2 separate regions of the Homo sapiens genome follow, and region 2 is linked to region 1. A link is an interaction called in ENCODE POLR2A ChIA-PET data of the cell type or tissue named here. Cell type or tissue: Caco-2. All regions are shown on one strand. Links, peaks and the distances in the headings refer to the core of each region. The heading gives the core; the rest is flanking DNA.

Region 1 (8,483 bases), core at 420-8,419:
TACTCTTTGAGACATCACTGGCCTGTAATAAATGGGTTAATTTACGTAACAACAACAACAACAAAAAAGAGCCCAGTCCAAACCCACAGCTGCTAAAATTTGGCCATGGCTACCCAAAACCCCCACATTTACTATTACCCCTATACCCACCACATTCTCCTAGGATGGGAAGAGGAAGCAAAGAGTTCTTTGGTGACCATCTCCCTGGAAGGGTGGAATGGGGTCATGGGGGCTCTTCCATGAGAGGGGCCACTATATGTAGAGAATAATGTGTGGCCATTATGAGGGGGCCCAGTGGTCTCATGTGGGCATGGACATCTAGAGGCTGAGAGAAACGGGCTGCCTGGCTGAACTGGTGAAGGAGCCAGTGTGGGCGTGCTAAGGTAAGCCACATTCCCAGGACTTTCGGAGTACAGGCTGCTGGCTGGAGTGTTTCCCATGGGCCAGTGTTGGCAGAGAGCACCTACAAGGGGTCCTCTTGGGTCCTGTCCCCTAGAGCCTCCTGGAGGGGCAGAGGTGTGGCAGCAGCAAGAAGCTTGAGTTGGATGTTGGGTTCCTAAGGGCTGACGAAGGACTTGCAAGGGACCCCTATGAGGAGAGATGCATCCCCCAAGGTTAAGAGTGAGAGGGCCCCTGTGACAGTGGCCATCTCCATGGAGCCCACGACAGAAAGGGGCAGCTTGAAGCCAGCCAGGATGGTGGCAGCTCAAGGGAGACCCTTCCTCTCCCCTTGCCATCTCCAACACCCCCCACTGTACCCCACGGGTGGGTGAGGGAAGGAGAGATAGAGAAGGAGTCACCCACACCACCTCCCTGAAGCAGGCCTGAGGGTGAGGGGAGAAGGTTTAAACCCAAATCAAATTGGGAATTTTGGTTAGAAGCTTGACTGGACATTCTCATTTCTAAATTGAGGTTGTGTTTGTGACCTAAAGTGACCATAGAATTGCCTGTTTCCTCAGAACAAGCAGAAGAATAATGGGGAGATTTCACCCAGTGGCAGGGAAAATGTTTCTCTACCAAATACATCTTAGAAAGGACACTGGGAGATACAAATTAAGGTATGCTTTGATTATGTCACAGGCTGGGTTTGTTCAACATGCTGGTCTCAGTGAGAAGGAGGATTCTCCAAAACAAGTCTAGGAAGTGAATGTTCCAGAATGTTCTAGAACTTGATTCATTAGGCAGGCAAGAAGTGTGCCTCTGGGAACCTCTTGAGCCCTTCATGGGCTAGCACACCAACACCATCCCCCCAGATGCTTCAGTTGTTGGCTTCGAATGGCTTACTATTTCCATTTCTACGGAGAACTGCCATCTCAGGAATCACCTCACCCTGGAGTTTATTCCCCTCACCCACAGGGTGGCTGGCAGCCAACAGCTGACTCGTACAGAGGTACACAAAGCCAGCCTTTTTGCTAGACTTTACCTGAGACCACATCTTTTCTTGTTTCCCTCCCTGTCTTGCTTCCCTTCATCCCTTACAGGTTCTTTCCTTTATAAATCACACAGTACCTAATCTTTGCTTCAGGCTCTGTGTCTGAGGAGCTGAAAATGATTTTGGGCATCAGGAGGTGCTTTTGTGACTGGGCTCTTTCACTAGTTCTGAGCTAGGTAATCCATTAGCGAAACTTCTAGATCCTAAATCAAACTACATAGATTCAAATCACAGCACCATTACTTCACTGCTGTGTGACCTTGGCCAATGACTAGTTACTACATCCCAGTTTTCTCATCTGTCATACAGAAGGCAAACACTGACCCACCTCACAGGGCTTTGCAAGGATTCAACATACAAAAGCACCTAGGATAGTGCCTGGCACAATCGATGGTGCCATTGTTATTCCTCCAGGCTAACAGCACTGACTAAGTGCAAAGGAAGTGGCTTTTTGCCATCTAGTTGAGGATGCTGTATCCTGGGGTAAGTGGCCAGATCATAGGATGGCTGTGGTTCAATTGTAATAAAATAATCACCCTTGGCCAGGCTGGTGGCTCACACCTGTAATCCAGCACTTTGGGAGGCCGAAGCAGGTGGATCACCTGACGTCAGGAGTTCGAGACCAGCCTGGCTAACATGGTGAAACCTTGTCTCCACTAAAAATACAAAAATTAGCCAGGCATGGTGGTGCGTGCCTGTAATCCCAGCTACTTGGGAGGCTGAGGCAGGAGAATCACTTGAACCTGGGAGGCGGAGGTTGCAGTGAGCTGAGATTGCAACACTGCACGAGACTCCATCTCAAAAACAACAACAACAACAAAAACCCACCGTTTATGGAACCCCTACTATGTCCCAGTCCCTGTTCTATGTGCTGCATATGTGCTTATGTGCTAGTTCACTCTGTCTTCACTACCTTTCAAAACTGATGTAATTATCTCCTTTCTTTTTTGAGATGGAGTCTCGCTCTGTTGCCAGGCTGGAGTACAGTGGCACGATCTTGACTCACTGCAACCTCCGCCTCCCGGGTTCATGTGATTCTCCTGCCTCAGCCTCCCGAGTAGCTGGGACTACAGGTGCACACCACCATGCCCAGCTAATTTTTGTACTTTCAGTAGAGATGGGGTTTCACCATGTTGGCCAGGATGGTCTCGATCTCTTGACCTCATGATCTGCCTGCCTCAGCCTCCTAAAGTGCTGGGATTACAGGCGTGAGCCACTGCACCCGGCCAATTATCTCCATTTTACACATGAAAACACTGAGGTCCAGACAGTCTAAGAAACCATCTATTAGATCCACAGGTTAAAAAAAATGAGTGCATCTAAAATGACTATAATTAAAAAGGCCAGACTGGGAAGTAGTTTGCAGTTTCTTAAAAAGTTAAACACACACTTATGTGACCAGCAATTGTATTCCTGCATAATGAAAGCGTTTGTCCTCTCAAAGACATGAACATGAGTGTTCATAGCAGTTTTATTTGTAATAGGCAAAAACTGGGGGAAACAATGACATGCCCAGGGGCATGGGTGAAGAAACTATGGCTTCTGTATCTTTCTTTGTTGTTTGTTTGAGACAAAGTGGAGTGCAGTGGTGCGATCACGGCTCACTGCAGCTCGACCTTAGGGCTCAAGCGATTCTCCCACCTCAACCTCCTGAGTAGCTGAGACTACAGACAGGCACATGCCACCATGCCTGGCTAATTTTTTGGTGTTTAGTAGAGACACGGTTTCGCTATGTGGCCCAGGCTGGTCTCAAACTCCTGGGCTCAAGTGATCTGCTCGTCTCAGCCTCCCAAAGTGTTGGGATTACAGGTGTGAGCCACCGTGCTTCACCTGTGAGATCTATTAGGTTGGTGCAAAAGTGATTGCGGTTTTTGCCGTTAAAAGTAATGGCGAAATGGCCAGGCATGGTGGTTCATGCCTGAATGAGAGAAGTCAGACAGAAAGAGTACATATTTGCGGGGCGCAGCGGCTCACGCCTGTAATCCTAGCACTTGGAGAGGCTGAGGTGGGCGGATCACCTGAAGCCAGGAGTTCGAGACTACTAAAAATACAAAAAAAAAAAAAATTAGCCAGGTATGGTAGCGCACGCCTGTGATCCCAGCTACTAAGGCTGAGGCAGGAGAATTGCTTGAACCCCTGGGGGGCAGAGGTTTCAGTGACCCGAGATTTCACCACTGCACTCCAGCCTGGGCAACAGAGAGAGGCTCTGTCTCAAAAAAAAAAAAAAAAAAATTAAGACAGAGTACATATAGCATGATTTCATTTCTATAAAATCCCAGAAAATGTAAAGCCATCTATAGTGAAAGAAAGCAACCTATATTGGTGATGGTTACCTGGGAATGGGGTGGTGGGATGAATGGGGGATGGCTTATAAACGAGCATGAAGCTTTTGGAAGCGATGGAAACACTTGGCATCTTGATTGTGGTGATGGTTCCTTGGGTATGTACATATGTTGAAACTCATCAGATTATTCAATTTAAGTATGTTTAGTTTATTGAACATCATTATATCTCAACAATGCTGTTTATTTTTTATTTTTATTTTTGAGACTGAGTCTCACTTTGTCACCCAGGCACGTTCTTGGCTCACTGCAACCTCCACCTTCTGGGTTCAAATGATTCTCCTGCCTCAGCCTCCCGAGTAGCTGGGATTACAGGTGTGCATCACCACGCCCAGCTAATTTTTGTATTTTTAGTAGAGATGGGGTTTCACCATGTTGGCCACTCTGGTCTCGAACTCCTGACCTCAGGTGACTCGCCTGCCTTGGCCTCCCAAAGTGTTGGAATTATAGACGTGAACCACTGTGTCTGGCGATAATGCTGATTTTTTTTTAAACTAGAGTGGCACAATGAAGATTTGAACCCACGTATGTCTCACTGGACGTATGCCCAGGAACTGGTAAGCTATAAAAAGACCTCCTTTATTGTCTGGAGACATAGAATTAGTCCAAACGGTGTCACCTCCAGGAAGCCTTACTGTCACTTCCATGGAGGACAGTGGCCTGGGCCCACACCACCCTCCTGCCTGTCTTCAGCCTTTGCTAGTGGATCCTTTTCCCACTTCGAAGACTCCCCTTACATCCTCCTCCATGTTGTCCTCCAAATGTGCTGGCTGAGAGCCCAGCGCCTGAATCAGAGGGACCTGGGTTTGAATCCCACCTCTGCCATTGAACACCAGCTGTCTGACCTTGACTGCGTTCCTTTGCTTCTCTGGGCTTCAGATTCCCCATCTGAATAATAATAGAAGCTACCTTGGGATTGCCTCAAGGATCAAATGCGAGAGAGTTCACCTTAAACAATGAGTGGAGGGCCTGGTGTGTAATAAAGCACTCAATAAATGTTAACTATTATTGATCTTCACCTGGGCAGTGGCTGCTGACTGTTTAAGTTTCTCAGCCTTTGAATCAGTTACTTCCGACCCAGCTCTATTTATTGACATGGAAAGATGCCCAAAGCGTACTGCTGAAGGGAAAAAAGCAGGCTACAAAAGAATATATGCCTCACAGGCCATTTTAAAGATCAAAGCTAACAATGACATCTAGCTCCTAGTAGGGTACCTGGGACACAGGAAACTGTCACTGAAAGCTAGCTGTGACTATTAGTAATATGAAAGGATTTTTGTAGTCAGTATGATGCCACATTCAAATATTATGTGAGTTCCTGTGAAACGAGATGATATTTGCAATGTGCTTGCATCAAAGGGAGGTAGAGCTGCGTGTTCCCTTCTGCCTTCCTTCTGACACATTTCAGGGAGTGACCATGGGCAGGGCTTGAGTTGGCCTTGGGACCCATTGATTTGATGTGAATTTTGCTACTTTTTTTTTTTTTAAGAGACAGAGTCTCACAGTTTGGACTGCAGTGGCTATTCACAGGCGTGATCCCACCACTGATCAGGGCGTGAGATTTGACCTGCTCTGTTTCCAGCCTGGGCCAGTTCACCTCTCCTTAGGCAACCTGGTGTTTCTTTGCTCCCAGGAGGTCATGTTTTGGTCCTTTTTTATGTGGCACTGGAGTGAAAGAAAAGAAAAGCATTGCCCTTTGGCATTGAGACTACAAACTTGGGTTTAGGGTGCTCTTTGTAATAACTGAGGTACTATAACAAATTAAACACTCGAGGGCGCTCCAGTCTATCAGCAATAGAGAGAAATACAAAAAGCCATGATAATAACGATGCTGTATGAATGCTGCTGTTACATTTAACAATGCTGTTTACATTTAACATTGAGTTCTTACTATGAGAGCCTAAAATGTAGCAAGAGAGTCACAAACTTTATCACATTTTAACCTTGCAAACATCCCATCAGTTAGAGAATATTATCAAAGATTTTATAATAGGGCATATCGCTCTGTGGGATTTAAAAAATTTGTGTATTATATATATACGTATATACATATATATACACATATATACGTATATACATATATATATACGTATATACATATATATACACATATATATATATGTATATATATATAATTTTTTTTGAGACAGGGTCTCACTCTGTCGCCCAGGCTGGAGTGCAGTGGCACAATTGCGGCTCACAGTAGCCGAGATCTCCTGGGCTCAAGCAATCCTCCTGCCTCAGCCTTCCAAGAAGCTGGGACTACGGGTATGCACAACCATACCTGGCTGATTTTTTAATTTTTCTGTAGAGACAGGGTCTTGCCATGTTGCCCAAGCTGGCCTTTGACCTCCCAAAGTACTGGGATTACAGACATGAGCCACCGCAACTGGCCTAAAAATATTTTTTTATGGAGTTGTAATTCACAAGTGTTGTAAAAGGTAAAAACATTAAGTGTACAGCTTGGTGAATTGTTACATGTGTATACACACAGGTAACCTCCATCCAGATCAAGATGTAAAGCTTTTCTAATATCCTTTCTACTCACTCCTACTCCCACCCAACGAAACCATGCTCCTGATTCTATTACCATTTATTCGTTTTGCTTATTTCTGAACTTCACATAAATGGAATCATACATATGCAAACTTTAGGGTTGCCATAAAAATTCAGGATGTCATTTTATTTTTTTTTTTTTTGAGATGGAGTCTTGCCCTTTCACCCAGGCTGGAGTGCAATGACATGATCTCAGCTCACTGCAATCTCCGCCTCCCAAGTTCAAGTGATTCTCCTGTCTCAGCCTCCCAAGTAGCTGGGATTACAGGCACGTGCCACCATGCCTGGCTAATTTTTTTTTTTTTTTTTTTTGTATCTTTAGTAGAGACAGGGTTTCACCATGTTGGCCAGGCTGGTCTCAAACTCCTGACCTCATGATCCTCCCGTCTTGGCCTCCCAAAGTGCTGGGATTACAGGCATGAGCCACCGCACCTGGCATCAATGTGCTCTTCTTAATCACTGTATAGTATTCTTTTTCTTTTTCTTTTTTTTAGAGATGGGGGTCTTGGTATATTGCCCAAGCTGGTCTCAAACTCCTGAGCTCAAGTAATCCACCTGCTTCAGCCTTCCAAAGTGTTGGGATTATAGGCATGAGCCACGGTTCCCAGCCCATGAGCCACTCAATTGCTGTATAGTATTCTATTGTACAAATGTACCACCATGTACTTATTCCTTCTACTGTCGGTGGCCAAGGGTGGGTTATCTTAGAAAAGCAGTATAGAGTGGTGGTAAGTGAATGCACTGTGGTATCAGAGGCCTGGGGGACTTGTCTCTTAGCTCCACCTCTTACTTGTGACCTTAGCCAAGTTACTTAATCTCCTTATGCCTCAGCTAACTCCACATTAATATGGACTAATAATAGTACCTCAAATGCTGTTGTATGGTTTAAAGGAGATATTCCATATAAACCACTTCAAATTAGTCCCAGCACAGAGTTAACTCAGTACATGTTATCTGTGTCATACCCATGAAACCTAGGAGAAGACTGAAGTTCAGAGGCTTGAAGATACTTGCTCAAAGTCACACACCCAGTATGTAACAGATCCCTTTGTCATGGATATTGACTAAATTAGAGTCATTCATTCATTCAACATTTTTTTTTTTGCACATCTATTATGTGCCAAGCACTCTTTTAGGACCTGAAACAGCCAGAAAGTTTCTACCGATATGAAACGTACATTCTTTTTATTTTTTTGAGATAGGGTCTCACTCTGTTGCCCAGGCTGCAGCGCAGTGGCACAATCTTGGCTCACTGCAACCTCTACCTCCCAAGGCTCAAGCAATCCTCCCACCTCAGCCTCCCAATTAGTTGGGACTACAGCTGCACATTGCAACACCTTAGGGAGGTCTCACTAAGTTGCCCAGACTGGTCTCAAACTCCTGGGCTCAAGTGATCCTCCTGCCTTGGCCTCCCAAAGTGCTGGGATTACAGGTGTGAGCCACTGTCTCCAGCCTAAATCAAATTCTTACTTATAGAAAGAAGCTTATAGACATGGCAATGTGCCTGGAATATCTTGTTTAGTGTGTATATGTGTGTATATATATATGTATAAATGTGTGTATACATATATGTATATATGTGTGTATACACACACACACACACACACACATATATATATACGTATATATACATATATATGTGTATATACATATATAAAATCAGGTCCTAAGACCATAAGCAGGTGTGGTATGTCTGCATGGAGCCCCGTCTGGGGATACACTGAACAACCCTTTAAATAGCACTTATTCTGTGTTGAGTGCTGTGCTAAGCACTCCACAAATGGTTAGCTTGTTTCATGCTCCTAACATTTAATACCCTATGTGTGACAGGTGCTGCCATTATACAGATTTGCAGGTAAAGAAATAGGCAGCAGAGAGGCTACACTCTAGCATGGTTAGGTTGCAAGCCAGCACGTGGCCCTGGGCACTTTGGTCTGAGTCTGTGCTCTTGACCACTTAGCTCTGCTACCTCTGCTAAGAGCATTTTTCTCTGGGTAGTAAAATTTCCACATTTTGAACTTTCTTATTTGTACTTCTCTTTATTGGTTGAGCTTTTGTGATAAGTAGGTTCCGTTTTCATTAAAAAAATTACTGGAGTTCTAATATGGGTTTTTGATGTCTTTAAGAATTAACTATGAATGCCTGCAGGGAAG
Region 2 (8,483 bases), core at 268-8,267, 210 kb after region 1:
GGTATCCCCAAAAGAGGAAAGGCCCATTCCCCTTGAGCATCAATGTCTCCACCCACAGCTGAGATGGTGGCTCCTGGGACAAGTTAAGCATCCAGAAGAGGCAATGCAGCGTCATGGGCAGAACCTGAACGGTGTTGTTTCAAATCCCAGCTTTACACTTATTTGCTGGATGACTTGGCTTTACAAGTAGCTTTACTTTTTTTTTTTTTTTTTTTTTTTTTTTTTTGAGACAGAGTCTCGCTCTGTTGCTCAGGCTGGAGTGCAGTGGTGCGATCTCGGCTCACTGCAACCTCCGCCTCCTGGGTTCAAGCGATTCTCCTACCTCAGCCTCCCGAGTAGCTGGGATTACAGGAGCATGCCACCACACTTGGCTAATTTTTGTATTTTTAGTAGAGATGGGGTTTCACCATATTGGCTAGGCTGGTCTTGAACTCCTGACCTCAAGCGATCCACCTGTCTTGACCTCCCAAAGTGCTGAGATTATAGGTGTGAGCCACCATGCCTGGGCAGCTTTACTTCTTTGTGCCTCAGTTTCCCCTCTTATCCAGTGGGAGTCCTATAGTAATTGCCTCGGAGGCCCGCTGTGAGGATGAAATTCCTTAGTCCCTGTGGAATGGTGCCTGGAACACAGTAGGGGTAATGTGTCTTAGCTGCTGGTATGAGGGCAGGTTTTGGAGGCAGACAGACTTTGACTTGGAAGCCTAGCTCTACTGCTTATTTGCTGTGTGACCTTGAACAAGTCACTTGCTCTCTCTGATTTCTAGCTTCCGTGAAGTGAGGAATGCAAGTGTGAGGTTGAAATGGGCTGTTGTGGAGACAGCCCCAGCACAGAAGGTTAATACATGAGTTCTAGCATCACTTATTACACACACACACCACACACACACCCTGGTGTGTCCTAGAGTACTTCATGCCCCACCCTCACAGTGAACATAAACACCTCCTCCTGTTTGGTGGATCATGGGAAGGGAAGGGTAACTTGCCCTGAAACACCCAACATTCATTCACAGACTTATTTGCTCCATTAGCCAAGAGCAGGTCCTATAGGTGGGGCGCATGGTGCAGGTAGAGACCCTGGGCTAGGAGGCAGGGACTCAAGTCCTCATCTTGGATCTGCCATAGCAATGCTGTGTGACCTTAGAGCTATCACTGCCCCTTTCTGAGCCTCCTTTTTCTCATCAGCAAAACAAGGGGGCTGGATTCAGTGTTCACAGAGTGCCCCGCAGCCCTGCTGCAAGCTGACACTACTACATTCACAACCTTGCAGGAGGCAGGAGACAGGGCTGGCTCTGCTTCCCTCCTCGGCAGTGGGAGGGAGCTTCTCGTTCTGTCTGAGAGAGGGGGAAAAACTGTTGCAGAGAGTGAGCAGCCTGGGGGCAGCATCTGTTTGGGTCTGAGTGTGAGTGCGTGTGTATGAGTGAGCAAATGTGTTTGCGTGTCTGCGTGTGTGTGAGTGTGGGTGTGCATGGAAGAGTGTATGAGTAAGTGTGAGTATTCAAGGACTGTGTGAGTGTGGATGTGAGAGTGCACATGTGTGTACATGTGAGTGTGTGCCATGTGTGTTCCCGGTCAGTGTGAGTGTGCATGCGTGGGAGCAGGTATGCATGTGTATATTTGAGCTCATGGGCGGCCTGTGCCCTGGAGAAGCCCAGAGTAGTGGAGACTGGAGTTTGGCTGGAGCAGAAAGCCCCCTTCTCTTGTCTTTACCTGGCCCTCCATCCTCCAGGCCAAGCTGGGACCTCTGAATGGGTGGAAACAGAGTCCAAACCAGGCCTTTGCCCTTGGTAGGGCCAGACAGTTGGCCTTCCATCTTGGCAGGGCACCTGCCTCCAGGGGCCGCTCCCATGCTCTACCCTGGGTCTCCCATGAAAGTATCAGGGCTGCTATTTGGGGAGGGGACTATATCTTTAGAGGCATGATAATCCTGCTTGGAGCTGCTTTGGGGTCACCCTGGCAGGCGGCCAAGGAGACTTTCACCTTTAGCTGAGCTACAGGCCAGAGCCATGTGTCACCCTGTGGAGGAAGGGGACCCAGAGAGGAAGCCAAGCCTAAGGGAAGGGCATTCAGCTACCAAGGCCATCTGCCATCTCTGCCCCCTGGAGGCTGGACCAGACCTAGGTGGTCACCACTTAGTGTGATCAGACATCAACCATCTCTAGGTAAACGAACTTCCCTGTTGGTGCCTGAAAATCACCCACAGTGCCGCATTGTCATGGGTCAGGCACTGCCTCTCCTCACCCAGGCCCTTGTTTATGTGATGGGCTGGGTTGTTGTCTCTGCCTAGTCATTTAGTTGCGGTGTGACTTTGTATAAAACACTTAGCATCTCTGACCTCAGTTTATTTCAAATTCTTTTTTTAAAAAAATTAGTAGGCCTTATTTTTAGAGCAGTTTTAGATTTACAGAATCAAATGGCTTTTTAACATAACACCTTACAGCTTGCAAATCCATCACTTTTCACCACTTGTTTATTGAGTGCCTACTATGTGCCAGGTCTTGTTGGAAACTTAGCAGTGAACAAAACAATGATCCCTGCCCTCAGGGAACTGACATGTCCGTGGGGGCAGGCAGATGGTAAGCAATTTGGTCTGTCAAAAGACGGTGAGTGCGTCCAAAAAAAGAGAAAATAGAGCAGGGAAGGGGAATCGGGGTACCATGGTGTCAGGGATAAAGGTAGCAATTTTAATTAAGGTGGTCTATTAGGGCAGGCCTCTCGAGAAGGTGGCCCTTGAGCAAAGGCTTGAAAGAAGTGAGGAAGTGGTCCACACAGGGACCTGGGGAAGAGAGCTTCAGTCAGAGGGAACAGCCAGTGCTAAGGCTCTAAGCATGTTGGACATACTCAAAAGATAGCAAGGAAGCCAGTGTGTCTGGAGCAGAGCAGTCAGGAATAGACGAGGAGGGTAGGAGCAGAAAGGGTTGTGCATAGGATTTTTTTTTTTTTTTTTTGAGACAGGGTCTCACTCAGTTGTCCAGGCTGGAGTTCAATGGTGCAATCTCAGCTCACCGCAACCTCCATCTCCTGGATTCAATCGATTTTCCTGCCTCAGCCTCCCAAGTAGCTGGGACTACAGGCATGCACCACCATGCCTAGCTAACTTTTGTTTTTTGTTTGTTTGTTTGTTTGTTTTGAGCTTGAGTTTCGCTCTTGTTACCCAAGCTGGAGTGCAGTGGTGCAATCTCGGCTGACTGCAACCTCCGCCTCCCAGGTTCAAGCGATTCTCTTGTCTCAGCCTCCCGAGTAGCTGGGATCACAGGTGCACACCACCACGCCCAGCTAATTTTTGTATTTTTAGTAGAGACGGGATTTCACCATGTTGGTCAGGCTGGTCTCAACCTCCTAACTTCAGGTGATCCGCCTGCCTTGGCCTCCCAAAGTGCTGGGATTACAGGCGCGAGCCACCACGCCCAGCCTGTATTTTTAGGAGAGACAGGGTTTCACCTGTTGGCCAGACTGGTCTCAAACTCCTGACCTCAGGTGATCCACCCACCTTGGCCTCCCACAGTGCTGGGATTACAGGTGTGAGCCACCACGCCTGGCCGGGTTGTGCACAGGATCTTTTAATCCACACTCCCAGGCCAAGGGGTCCATGAATTAATTCAGGGGCTCCTTGAACTAGGATGGGAAAATTACATGTTTATTTTCAGTAATCTCAAACTGACAGTTAGCATTTTCTTCAATTATGAATGTAGGCGATAAAGTAGGGTAGCGTTTAGCAGTGCCTGCAATATTGTCACCACTAGGAATCAGATATTTTCATCACTTCACAGTTGTTGCAGTTGTCTCAAAATATCATGCGCACTCATCACGACTCCAACATGACAGTTGTTATGAGACCGGCCACCAGACCGTGTTATATAAGGGGTTAATAAAGAAACATAAATATTATTATATAACGCCGTACTTCAATACGATTGGTTTTCGTTCTAATCTAAAAATCCTATACATTTTATTTTATTCAATTAAAAACATTATTCTGAGAAGGGCCCATAAGCTTCCCCCAACTTAGGTCTTGACTCAAGCAAGGTTAGGACCCTGCAGGAGGGCCTGAGGCCATTGAGAGGACTCTGGAGTTTTCCTGAGGGACCTGGGGAGCCACTGCAGGCTTCTGAGCAGAGAAGCAGGGAGATGCATCTCGTTGCTGCCCCCATCAGCTTTCCTCTCTGGGGCTCCTCTTAGGTGAAGGGAGGCGGTACACGGTCAAGTGCAGCATGGACAAGTTGGAGGGTCAGCCCTAAGAGTTTGAAAGGCAAGGGCAGGGTGGGAAAGAGAACTCATCCTTCACCCCCTTGCTTCTCTCCTGCCATGCCTGGGTGTCTGAACTGGCCTCTGGCAGGCCCCAGACTTGGGTCTCTTGCCCCTGGGATCTGAAGGCTGGGCCAGGGGCCCTCCAGAGGTACATCCAAGACAGGGCAGACCCTGAGAGGAGGCAGTAAGGGAACCATGAACCAGGCTTGCTGCAGGGAGCCAGAGACGACCCTCAGAGACTCACTCTGGTGGAAATAACAGCAGTAACAACAGCCAACTCTTATTATCACCTCCTCTGTGCCAGGCACTATTGTAGAGCTTTACATGCATTAGATCTTAATCCCTATGAATTCCAATGAAATTGGTACTAGTACCTCCCAGTACCCTCACTTTTAAGAAAAGGAAGCAGGCACAGAGATTGTAAGTAACTTGCCCAGTCACACAGCTAGGAAGTAGCAGTCTTGGTTTTTGAAAAGGGGCAGTTGTGAGGACAGATGGATGCCCCAAAGTCAACGGGCACCGAGAGGTAGGGCAGTTCTTCCTGCCTGGTGAAGGAGGAGGGAGGCACGTTGTATCAAACATCTGGTTCATTTCCCTGCTGAGAAAACTGAGGACCAGAGAGGGTCAGGTCACACAGCCAGTTAGTGGGACTGGCAGCACTAGAACCTTGGTCTCCTGACTCTATGCTTTTTTGCCCCTCCTGGCCTCATTCTTCCCCACAAAGGAGGAGGAGGCTGGGGGCAGGAACAGCCTCAGAAGCATCCTAACATTGACCTTAGGCATTTAGAGCCTCCTTCAAACCCTGTGGCCCCAAGCAATGACCTATGATAGTGCTTGAAAGCTCACTCTTAACAGGCAATTGTTTAAGGCATTGTGCTAAGTGTGTGAACATGCATGATATCACTCAATCTCCTCAACCCTCTCCCCCAAATATATGAGAAAGCTGACTTAGACAGGCAAAGAAGACACTTGTACAAAGTCACATAGCTGGGAATGGCAGAGTTGGGGTTTGACCGCATGTCTGGCTGATTCCAAAATCCATGCCTTTATAACAGCACCCAGCACTTAACTGAGCACTTTCTATGTGCCACGTGCTATTCTAGGTGATTGACATGGATACATTTGCTGAATCCTTACAACGACCCTGTTGGGGAGGCACCATTAATATTCTCAATTTACAGGTGTGGATATAACTGGGGCATGAGAGGTTAAGCAGCTTGCACGGGATTACCCAGCTGGTCAGTGGTAGAGCTGAGATGGAAGCCCAGGCAGTCTGGTCATAGAGCCTGGGCCTGGACCCACACACTGTCCTGTTGCCCTCTGGGTCTGGAATGATCTCCAAATGCCCAATGGAGCCACCATCACTCCTAGAGGTGGACTATTTTTTTCCATTCATATTTCATGTGCCATTAAAGACAGGCTATTTAGATGCTTGACAATGGGGGACTGCCCTCTTTATATAATTAAGGCCCTTCAGGATTGGAGAGAAGGAAGAAAACTCATCTGCTAAGCTCCTACTACATGCCAGGAAGTTAACATATGCCTATGTCTTCTAAAGGAATTCTGCAGGGTAGGATGTAAAATCCTCTTTTCCAGATAGGGACATTGAGGCACAGAGAGGTAAAGTGACTTGTCCAAGGTCACTCAGCCAGTAAGTAGCCAAGACGAGAATAGAACCCAGGACTATATGACTGCAGAGCCCATGCCCTTTCTGCCAAGCTACACTGCTTCTAGAATCCACCATGGGCCCCTGGGTAGGGGGAAGGCCCTGGTATGGGAGACAGAAGGATGCCCAGGTTAGCTTGGCCAGAGACTTGGTCAAAAGTGGGGCTGCAGCAGATGGTCTCATCCTGACTCAGGGGCCACCTCAGCCCTGAGCTCACGCTACATAGGAAATATTTCATGAGGCAAAGAACAGGAGGCTCCCTCATGATATGGTTGTGGGAGATGCCACCTCCCTGCCCCCTGTCTGGTCCCAGCCGCTGGGGCCCACTTCCTGAGGTTCTAGCGGGGAGGAAGTTCTAGACTCTGAAGGGCAGTCTGATTCATCTCCAAAGCCCCCATCCCCAGGCTCCTTGAATGAGGCCTGGCACGTGCAAGCATGTGCAGAATTTGTGGATGACTCCAGTATGACCTTGATTAACTCTGGCCCCTCCTTTACCTAGTGCCTTAATAACATCATAACGGCCGCTCCTGGTGGCTCACACCTGTAATACTAGCACTTTGGGAGGCCAAAGTGAGTGGATCACTTGAGATCAGGAGTTTGAGACAAGTCTGGCAAACATGGTGAAACCCTGTCTCTACCAAAAATATAAAAAAATTAGCCGGGTGTGGTGGCATATGCCTGTAGTCCCAGCTACTCAGGAGGCTGAGACAGGAGAATCACTTGAACCCAGGAGGCGGAAGTTGCAGTGAGCCAAAATCATGCCACTGCCCTCCAGCCTGGGCAACAGAGCAAGACTCTGTCTCAAAAAAAAAAAAAAATCATAACACTCATTATCAACAGAGTCTTGACCTCTCGCCAGGCACTGCCATCATCAGTACTTTTGTGCATCATATCACATTTCACTCTCATAATAGCCCTCTGAGGAAGTTACTGCATTCACCCCATTTTACAGATTATAAAGCTGAGGCTTTGGACAGGCAAAGGGACCTGTCCACAGCTCCACAGTGAGTCAGTGGGCAATATGATTGGTGGACCAGCTTCATCAGCATCACCTGGTCGCTTGTTGGAAAGGCAGCATCTTGGACCCCATTCCAGACCCACTGAATCAGGATCCTTGGGGTAGAATCCAGCAGTCTGGGTTTTAACCAGGATCATCCAGGGACTCTAATGCACGCTCAAGTTTGAGTAGTCCCAGTCTATAACACTAAGTTCCTAAGTTATATCCCTTCTTCAACAACCATATCAGCAACCCTGAGAAGGGGTTGGGATTGGAAGTGGCTATTGTTGTATCACTATCCCGCTTTCCAGATGATGAAATGAGCCTGGACCAAGACTCAAATCTAAGTCTTTGAGTTCCAAGGCCCTTTCTCTTCATGGATTCTGTTTTTCCATCTGGAAAATGAACGAATGGAACAAAAGGATCTTCCAGGAAGAAGAGGAGTCAGAAGGTCAGGCAGTGGTGCCGCTTAGGCCCCTGCAGGACCTGCCTCTGGGCCCTGGCCATGGTGCTGAATCCGTGGCCCAGAGACGGGACAACCGCCCAGGGTGGGAGATTGCGCCCCTAGAGGCGCCCCTGTCTGAGGGGTGCAGTTCACAGCCTTACCCCCAGGAAGCGGGAACCCTGAGAATCCAGTTGGATTTCCAACTGCCCCTCAGGTCCCCTAGGTCCTAGAAGCATTTTAGGGGCTGGGGCCACTCTGTGCCTTTAAGAGCAAAACAGACCTGATGGGCTGAGCCGAGCTGGTGTGAGGGGATGGTTTAACTCCTTCCTTCTCAGCTCAAGACACGGAGTGGGGGGTGGGCGACGACTGGGGACAGACCCTCCAAGCCCTAGCCAGAAGGCGGCCCGCAGACAGAGGGGCAGAGGAGCTGTGACCTGGGGGCCTGCAGTGTCCGGGACGGCAGCGTGCAGGGAGCGACTGAGAGGGGGCTACCGAGGCTGGACCCCAAGTAGCGCTTCTTCTCCCTCCCCGCAGCAGCAGCACCTCCCACCCCACCAAGCCGCCTTCCCAGCAGTGCCCATTCCCTTCCCCTCGCCTTTGTCTCTTTTCTCAGCCCCCCCAACCCGCCCCGCACCCCAACAGACCGGCTGTTTCTGGGAGGGAAAGAGGCAGAATGGATGCTCCTAAAATTGAGAACTGTGCTCCTGGGGCCCAGACAGGGCCTGTCGCTTCCCAGGTGAGCAGTCCTGGAAGGAACCCTTGCGTCCCCCGACCTCCGGGACCCCCAAACCCCAGGTTCCCCCCTCCAGTCTTTCGCCGCCCTCAGATCCCTCAAGCCCTGGGGCTCCCCTCCCCAAGCTTCCTGGCCACCGGCGCAGGCGGCTCCCGGCCCGGCTCTACCTTCTGCGAGCTGAAGGACTGGGTCCAGTGGTACAGAACCAGGCTCTCCCTGGGCCAATGGGCGGGGCTGGCCGCCTCGGGAGCGTCGGGGGCCTCCGCTGGCTTGGCCGCATCGCTCTCCAGCGCGGAGATGGGCCACCAGCTGCAGTTGGTGGGGGTCAGATTGTTGGGGGTCGCCATGACAGCCCGGAATCAGAGGCAGGAAAGAAGGAGGCTCCGGCGCGGCGGCT

The links. ChIA-PET counts read pairs that join two places held together with the same protein. Peaks named below come from ENCODE experiments on the same cell type or tissue, not always from the same donor. Only the 100,000 strongest peaks of a DNase experiment are listed, where the experiment ranks them.
Region 2: POLR2A ChIA-PET joins it to region 1 with 10 read pairs; 3 of 35 experiments call an interaction of 5 or more read pairs at or near these places.

The regions. Positions count from the first base shown.
Region 1 is chr20:44,458,072-44,466,554 of GRCh38, reverse strand. It overlaps LINC01620 (long intergenic non-protein coding RNA 1620), which reads left to right and starts at 1,211. Exons shown (of 3, transcript NR_132343.1): 1 at 1,211-1,390; 2 at 4,273-4,331. It also overlaps the pseudogene RPL37AP1. In Caco-2, for the core only: a CTCF peak has its summit at 5,536 (motif pointing right); no DNase peak of the experiment used is centred there.
Region 2 is chr20:44,247,285-44,255,767 of GRCh38, reverse strand. GDAP1L1 (ganglioside induced differentiation associated protein 1 like 1) reads right to left here and starts at 8,460. Exons shown (of 6, transcript NM_024034.6): 1 at 8,254-8,460. The coding sequence starts at 8,433. RefSeq lists a silencer at 7,305-7,599 and an enhancer at 7,960-8,483. In Caco-2, for the core only: a CTCF peak has its summit at 7,492; a DNase peak (open chromatin) is centred at 7,437.